Regions from separate parts of the Homo sapiens genome. Here region 1 is linked to region 2. Evidence: chromatin contacts called from ENCODE Hi-C or POLR2A ChIA-PET data. All regions are on one chromosome and are shown on one strand. The core of a region is the stretch at or near the end of the contact, and the rest is flanking DNA. Distances in the headings are between cores, read along the strand shown. Region 1 overlaps EPB41 (erythrocyte membrane protein band 4.1). Region 2 overlaps EPB41 (erythrocyte membrane protein band 4.1).

What was found. A loop is a pair of places that touch in the nucleus more often than their neighbours do. ChIA-PET counts read pairs that join two places held with the same protein, here RNA polymerase II (POLR2A). Pooled maps may share reads with other maps.
Region 1: a loop to region 2 is called in a map of PC-3, with 2.2 times the contacts of the local background. The contact joins two enhancer-like sites. A Hi-C loop is called at or near these places in 8 of 168 maps with a recorded cell type or tissue (B cell, CD4-positive, alpha-beta memory T cell, CD8-positive, alpha-beta T cell and 5 more), 12 of 37 single-sample maps with no recorded cell type and 15 of 50 pooled maps. POLR2A ChIA-PET finds 5 or more read pairs at or near these places in 16 of 52 experiments (A549, A673, BJ and 12 more).

The regions. Positions count from the first base shown.
Region 1 is chr1:28,930,837-28,934,778 of GRCh38, reverse strand. The region is part of intron 1 of EPB41 (erythrocyte membrane protein band 4.1); the gene reads right to left. The region is part of intron 1 of LOC124903886 (a long non-coding RNA gene); the gene reads left to right. Among named protein-coding and RNA genes, the nearest start is that of EPB41, 18 kb to the right of the region's middle. Within about 2 kb of position 1,343, at least 3 of the 41 ENCODE cell types and tissues checked have a DNase peak (open chromatin) inside an H3K27ac peak, as active enhancers do.
Region 2 is chr1:28,970,837-28,974,726 of GRCh38, reverse strand. The region is part of intron 1 of EPB41 (erythrocyte membrane protein band 4.1); the gene reads right to left. Among named protein-coding and RNA genes, the nearest start is that of EPB41, 58 kb to the right of the region's middle. Within about 2 kb of position 2,411, at least 3 of the 41 ENCODE cell types and tissues checked have a DNase peak (open chromatin) inside an H3K27ac peak, as active enhancers do.

The sequences.
Region 1 (3,942 bases), core at 94-2,593, 39 kb after region 2:
GGAGCCGGGCAGGAAATATGCAAGATGAGCCTGGAGCATTTTGTAGTACCACAAAGTAGGAAAGTATTAAAATACACACACACACACACACACACACACACACACACACACAATGTCAAAAGAACCAGAGGCCAACCAAAAGAGCACCTGATGGCCAAAGCTGGAACAATTTGAGCAACAAAATAAATGAAGTAATACTGGATTAAAACCCAAAGTGTAAAATAAATATCCATATCAGTATGACTCCACACTGATATAAATGATTGAACAGATGAGGAAAAATAAAGTCTCTGATGCAGAATTACAAATAATTTGTGTAGATATTTTGCCCTCAAGGAGGTAGAGTACAACTCTCCACTCCTTAGGTGTGGGCTATGCATAGTGACTTTCATCTAAAGAGTACAGTATGGAAAAGGGGGGAAAGTATCTTTACAGCAGAGAAACCTGATAAACTACCTTAAGACCAAGGTCAACATCAGTAGTGATAAGTCATATTGATAGGATGTACCCTTGATAGGAAGTAATGAGAATGATACTTTACCTCTCTGGGTCTTCCTCCCAAAAACACATTATCAAGTCTAATAATGACAAAAACATCACACAAATCCCAACTGAGGCAATCTTACAAATATCTGACCAACAACCCTCAAAACTGTCAAGATCATCAAAAACAAAGCAAGTCTGAGAAACAATCACAACCAAGAAAACTGTAAGGAGAAATGAGTACTAGACATAATGTGGTATCCTGGATGGTATTCAGGAACAGGAAAAAGACATTAGGAAAAAAACCTGAGGAAATCTGAATAAAATATGAACTTTAGTTAACAATAATGTATCAATATCAGTTTACTAATGTTAAAAATATACTATACTAATATATTAATAATAGAGGAAACTGCAGTGTGGGGTATATAGGGACTCTGTACTATCTTCACAATAAATCTGTAAATCTAAAACCGTGTGTGTGGTTTTTTTAGACTAGGTCTTGCTTTGCCCAACATGACATACTGAGGACACATCACCTCTGTATTCTTCCCAAAAATCTACTATCTAATCGTGGAAAAAAATCAGACAAACCCCGACTGGCATTTTGTAAAACACCTGGCCGATACTCTATGAACGCATCAATGCTATGAAATGCAAGGAGATACTATCACAGATTGGAGGAGACTAAGGAAGACATAACCACTAAATGCAATGTGATAGCCTAGATTGAATCCTGGTCATCCTAGGTGACAATAAATTATGACTTGTGAAAATCTGAATAGGATGAAAGTTTACCACTACCCTAACCACAATAGAAGAGAGTTCCAAATCCAATCACAGTGCTGCACATCAGTTTTGAAGTCAGCTAAACATTGAGTCTTAGCACCCTCAGTTACTAGCTTCATGACCTTAGATAAGTTACCTCTCCCAGTCTGACTTTATGATTCATAAAAGGAAAATACCACCAGCTAAGGTGTGTTATTGCTGTAAGAATATTAAGCAAAGTGCAGTAAATCTTACTTATTTCTCTCTTCCTATCTTTTCTGCTTTTTGAGCAGAACAAGACAGACTCAAAGACAAATGTTGCCATCTATTTATCATCAAAATATAGTGAACACGGCAAATATGTTTGATCCAAAATGCTTTTCTGTTGCTGCCCTTTATTGATTCAAGCTCAAATGTTAAAGAAAAAAATACATAAAGACAAAACTTTTTCAAAAAATTAAATATACAAACTAAATATACCAAATATATTCAACTCAAATATATTCACAATACTAACAGTATTGGGCTCTCAACATTTAAATTGTCAACTGAGGTATTTAAAAATCTAACAAAATGTCTATACGTGTCTTTGTAAAACAAGAAAATCCTGGAAAAAAGCTTTAGTTCTTCGGTCACTAACTACTCATATTTCTTTGTTCTACTTGTAAACCCTTGACCTCCAGAAAGCTACCCCAAAAATAAAACAACGAATAATATTAATGACAAATATCAAGGCCATACTATCACAGAGCAAGTTTGCTTCTAAGTGATTTGCAGAGCATATGGTCTTTTAATATTCTACTTGATTTTCACTACCAAAAGAAGAGATGAAGAGAATTAGAGTTGACATGGAAGAGAAAATGTACTGAGAGCCTGACAAAACAAGAATATCTAGTCTAAAACTTAACAGAGGAGAAAGATCTTAGACTGAAAATATATAACTAGTTTGGCCTGTTTTTCATCTCCACATTAACAATAACATGAATTATTTGGGAAAAAAAAGATATCTGCTTTTTTTTTTTAAAGGAGGTAGGAGAGAAGCATAAAAAAAAAAAAGGAGAAAAAGCAGCAGCTTTGGCTCCTGGAAGAAAAGATAAAAATATAGAGGCCAGGCATGATGCTCATGCCTGTAATCCCAGCACTTTGGGAGGCCAAGGAGAGTGGATCACCTGAGGTCAAGAGTTCGAGATCAGCCTGGCCAACATGGCGAAACTCCATCTCTACTAAAAATACAAAAATTAGCCAGGTGTGGTGGCACCCACTTGTAATCCCTGCTACTCAGGAGGCTGAGGCAGAAGAATCACTTGAATTCGGGAGGCGGAGGCTGCAGTGAGCTGAGATAGTGCCACTGCACTCCAGCCTGGGCAACAGAGCAAGACTCCATTTCAAAAAAAACAAAAAACAAAACAAAACACTACAAGTTTCTAGTTGAACATTAAATCCAAGAAAATGATTCACATGAAGCAACTTATAATAACCAAACAATTGCAATAAATGCTTAAAATATAGACTAGGCATATTACAACCTCTTGGTTCATCTCTTAAGATTACTTACTATGCAGAAGTAGATTTACTGTTAAAATAAGCTTAAGCTCAGGGCCCTCATTTGTACTGGCCCCTGCCAAGGCCACCAAGCTAAAAGGAAGACTGAATTATCTTTGTGCTGTCTCTATTGAAAATATTACAAAGTCATTGGTCGGGCGCGGTGGCTCACGCCTGTAATCCTAGCACTTTGGGAGGCCGAGGCGAGTGGATCATGAGGTCAGGAGATCGAGACCATCCTGGCTAACACAGTGAAACCCTGTCTCTACCAACAATACAAAAAAAAAAAATCAGCCAGACGTGGTGGCGGGCGCCTGTAATCCCAGCTACTCGGGAGGCTGAGGCAGGAGAACTGCTTGAACCCGGGAGGCGGAGGTTGCAGTAAGCCGAGATCGCACCACTGCACTCCAGCCTGGGCAACAGAGCGAGACTTTGTCTCAAAAAAAAAAAAAAAATTACAAAGTCATAATATAAAACTCTTTAGAGGAGTATGAAGCCAAAAATACAGAAAAAAATGAACTATGACACCATATCAGTTAATTAAAATGTTAAGCTATTTTTCTAAATTTTGTGATATTTGTGCTATTTTTCAGCCTTTTTTTTTTTTTTTTTTAATGACAGAGTCTTACTCTGTTGCCAAGGCTAGAACCACCTTAGCTTCCCAAGCTCAAGTGACCCTCCCACCTCAGCCTCCCGAGTAGCTGGGACCACAGGTACATGCCACCACGTCCCATTAATTTTTAAATTTTTTGTAGAGGTGTGGTATCATATGTTGCCCTGGCTAGTATGAAACTCCTGGGCTCAAGCTATCCTCCTACGTCAGCCTCCCAAAGTGCTGGGATTACAAGCATGAGCCACCATGCTCAGCCTATTTTTCAGCTTTTTAAAATATGTAACTTGTGGTTTTCTCATTCTAGATAGGTATTTGTTTTCATCCCTAGTTTTGTATTCATAATTTTGTATTTTTTCCTAAAAAGTCTCTGTTGATAAGTATTCTGAATACTGATGGAATAATTTAGTCTGCCTCATACTTTCAGTATCATGTATTTAAGATATGTTTAAAAATCTCCCTTCCCATCATGGATCTTGGGTATTATTTATCACAAGGTACAATATACCACAGGATTTTTATTGAGAACTTTTATTTCT
Region 2 (3,890 bases), core at 1,162-3,661:
AAATTAAATTCTTAATTCTGTTTTTCCTGTTCCCATAAGTGGCTCAATCATACCATCCAGTATCTCAAAGCAGAATCCTAAGTGCTGTCCTTCTCTTAGCCTTCTCCATTTCCCTTCCTAATCAAATCCATCTGTTCATCGTATACACTCTACCGCCAAAATATATTTAGAACCAGTCTATTTTTCAGCTTCTCTACTGCTTTTATGTTTGTATGAGTCTTCTTCACTTCTCACTTAAATTACATACTAGAATGATTTGAATTTTGCCTACCTCACTAACCTCTACCCTTGGAGGTTACCCAATTTGACAATAGTTCACACACTAAAAAGGATCTTAAGTCCTTGACAGAACATGCCCCAACAGAAATGAAATTCTAAAACAGCTTACAATCTTTATCTGCATTTCTAGACTTATAGTGACCAGAGCATTCCTATGCTAAGTAGTGGGGCTACTCTAGTAAGAAAGACAAACTTAGTCTCTGACCTCCTGGATTTGATTCTCTATCCAGAAGACTGTGGACAGTAACAGCCCCTCAGTTCTCAGTATTTATATTGCATCTTAAATCTTACATTCGGTTCTGAGCAATCTATTTTAGAGAGAAAAAATCTGTCAGAGCTAGAAGATAATGATGCAATTTGAAACCACGTCATAAAACAAATAACTGAATGATATTGGGACCTTTAGCCTAGAAAAAGAGAATTCAAAGCAGGAAAATGATTGCTGCTCTAACAAATTTCAAGAGCTGCTGAATTTCATGTGACTCCTAAGGGCAGAATTCATTAGCCCACAGAAATTACAAAGACATAGTTTTCATCTAAATAAAGTAAAAGGAAGAAATTGCTAATAATTAAATGAGCTGCTTGGGAAGAGTGAGATTATCATCAAAAATATTCACTCAAGCTGAATGCCCATCTGTTGTAGATGCCAGAGAGAGGATTCTTCTAGTACGTGGGTCCTTACATTAACTGAATTCTCAGGTCCTTACCAATGCTAAGATTTTACAAATAGGAAGGAAGAAAGAAAACAAATGGGGTTGGGCACAGTGGCTCACAGCTATAATTCCAACACTCTGGGAGACCAAAACAGGAGTATCTCTTGAGACTAGGAGTTCCAAACCAGCCTGGGCAACACAGCAAGATCCTGTTTCTAAAAAAATAAAAATAAAAAAAGTAGCCGGGCATGGTGGTGCATGCCTGTAGTCATAGCTATCTGGGAGGCTGAGGCAGAAGAATTGCTTGAGCCCAGGAATTTGAGGCTCCAGTGAGCTATGACTGCACCACTGCACTCCAGCCTGGTTGACAGAGCAAGACCCTGTCTCTGAAAAATAAAAATAAACAAAAGGGACATTAGAATAGTTATACAATGGATTATTTTTTAAAGGCTATATTATTTCTCCCCCACCCCCAATATCCCCAAGGACACCAGAGAAGGGCTATATTATAAACTCAAGAGTCACCATTTGGATTAGGAGAATAAGGGGGTAAAAGCAAAAGTAAAGGATAATAGGCCCTTTTACTTCCCTAGTCAGAGGACAGAAACTAGTGACATTCTTTCAGACAGAAAGAAAATATGTTCAAGTATGAAGGTTTCAAAACTATGCTAGAAAACAGCTTCTTTCCTGATAAAAATCAATCCCCCAAAACCACAGGAAAGTATCTTTCCTTTCTAACTCAATTTAAGTACACTAATTAGCACCTCTAGAATAGGATAATCACCAATGTGGTCTTTGGATGAAAATGGTAATTTAAAATTTACAAAAGAGTTTCTTCAGAATTCTTCCTCTATCCTCTTGAAATTATTTGAATGTTAAATTACTCTTTATGAAGCCTTGCAGTGGCTCACACCTGTAATCTCAGCCCTTTGGGAGTCCAAGGTGGGAGGATTGCTTGAGCCCAGGAGTTTGAAACCAGCCTGGGCAGCATAGTGAGACCATGTCTCTACTAAAGGAAAAAAAAAAAATTAGCCAAGCATAGTTTCATGAGCCTGTAGTCCCAGCTCCACAGGAACGTGAGGTGGGAGAACTGCCTGAGCCCAGGAGTTGGAGGCTGCGGTGAATCATGATCACACTACTGCACTCCAGCCTGGGCAACAGAGCAAGACTCTGTCTAAAAAAAAAAAAACTGCTTGCCATACTGAGTGAATCAGGAATGTCACTGAGCATGATCATGCTGTTTTCAAAAACTTGGTTTTTAATTTAAGTCATTTCTATGGTGACTAATACCGCTGAATCAACTCATTCAAAGATATTTTTAAATAAACAAACTCTTACTCATCTTCTTCTAAGAAGATGAAAACACATTCTTTACTTCTCTAGAGAATTCAGGCATATACTTAAAAGATGTCTGGATATAGTCTAAAAGTGTACCACCTGGGCCCAGGCCCTCCCAGAAAATACACTACTGGATCAATGATTACTGAGCATCAATGAGGACAATGTGAAACAAAAAAAATTCATCTCCACCGAATTGAGTTTTATTTCTTTTAAGTGTCAAAGTGGGCTGGGTTTGGTGGCTCAAGCCTGTAATCCTAGCACACTTTGGGAAGCCTAAGCAGGCAGATCACTTGAGCCTAGGAGTTCAAGATCAGTCTGGTCTAGACAACATGGTGAAACCTTATCTCTACAAAGGATACAAAAAATTAGCTGGGCATGGTAGCGTGCACCTGTAGTCCCAGCTACGGGGGCAGGGTAGGGGTGGGTATGGGGTGGTGAGCCTGAGGTGGGAGGATCAGCTGAGCGCGGAGGTCGAGACTGTAGTGAGCTGTGATCGCTGCACTCCAGACTGGGTGACAGAATGAGACCCTGTCTCAAAAGAAAAAAAAGTGTCAAAGTGTATTATTTTAGCCATTCTAGATGGAAATCTTTATGAAATGGATTATATGCTTCCTTGTTTCATTTTTTAAATCTATAGACCATAATTGAGTCGTTATTGATTTAGTCATCATTATGAACCTGAATTACTACGCAGTGCTAATGTCCTCATAGGCTACTGAAGTCTATAGTGATGATTAGCTCTTTCAGAAAGATATCTGAATACTGTGCTTTTTTATTTTTTGTATCTGCCTTTATTAGGTTTCCTATTTGCTCATTTGAAGAGTTAACTCACATTTCTTGCTGATGTCAAAGTGGCCTGCCAACAAGCATCTTCCAATGTCTCTTCTTCTAATCTGTTATTGGCTAATCTACATTGATTCAGAAACCAGATAGCCAAGTGTGTTAAAATTTTGTTTAAAGAGTAAATGCAACCGGGCGCGGTGGCTCATGCCTGTAATCCCAGCACTTTGAGAAGCCGAAGCCAGGTGGATCACTTGAGGTCAGGAGTTCAAGATGAGCCTGGTCAACATGGTGAAACCCAGTCTCTACTAAAAATACAAAAATTAGCCAGGCATGGTGGCAGGCGCTTGTAATCCCAGCTACTTGGGAGGCTGAGGCAGAAGAATCACTTGAACCTGGGAGGCAGAGGTTGCAGTGAGCCAAGATCGCGCCACTGCACTCCAGCCTGGGCGACAGAGGGACACTGTCCCAAAAAAAAAAAAAAAAAAAAAAAGAAAGAAAGAAAGAAAAAAAAAAGATTAAATGCGGCCGGGTGTGGTGGCTCATGCCTGTAATTCCAGCACTTTGGGAGGCCAAGGCAGGCAGATCACATGAGGTCAAGAGTTCAAGACCAACCTGGCCAACATGGTGAAACCCTCTCTCTACTGAAAATACAAAAATTAGCTGGGCGTAGTGGCACGCGCCTGTAATCCCAGCTACTCAGGAGGCTGAGACAGGAGAATCGTCTGAACCTGGGAGGTGGAGGCTGCAGTGAGCCGAGATCGCACCTTTGCACTCAGCCTGGGCGACAGAGCAAGACTCCATCTCCAAAAAAAGAGAGTAAATGCTAAGGAAGAG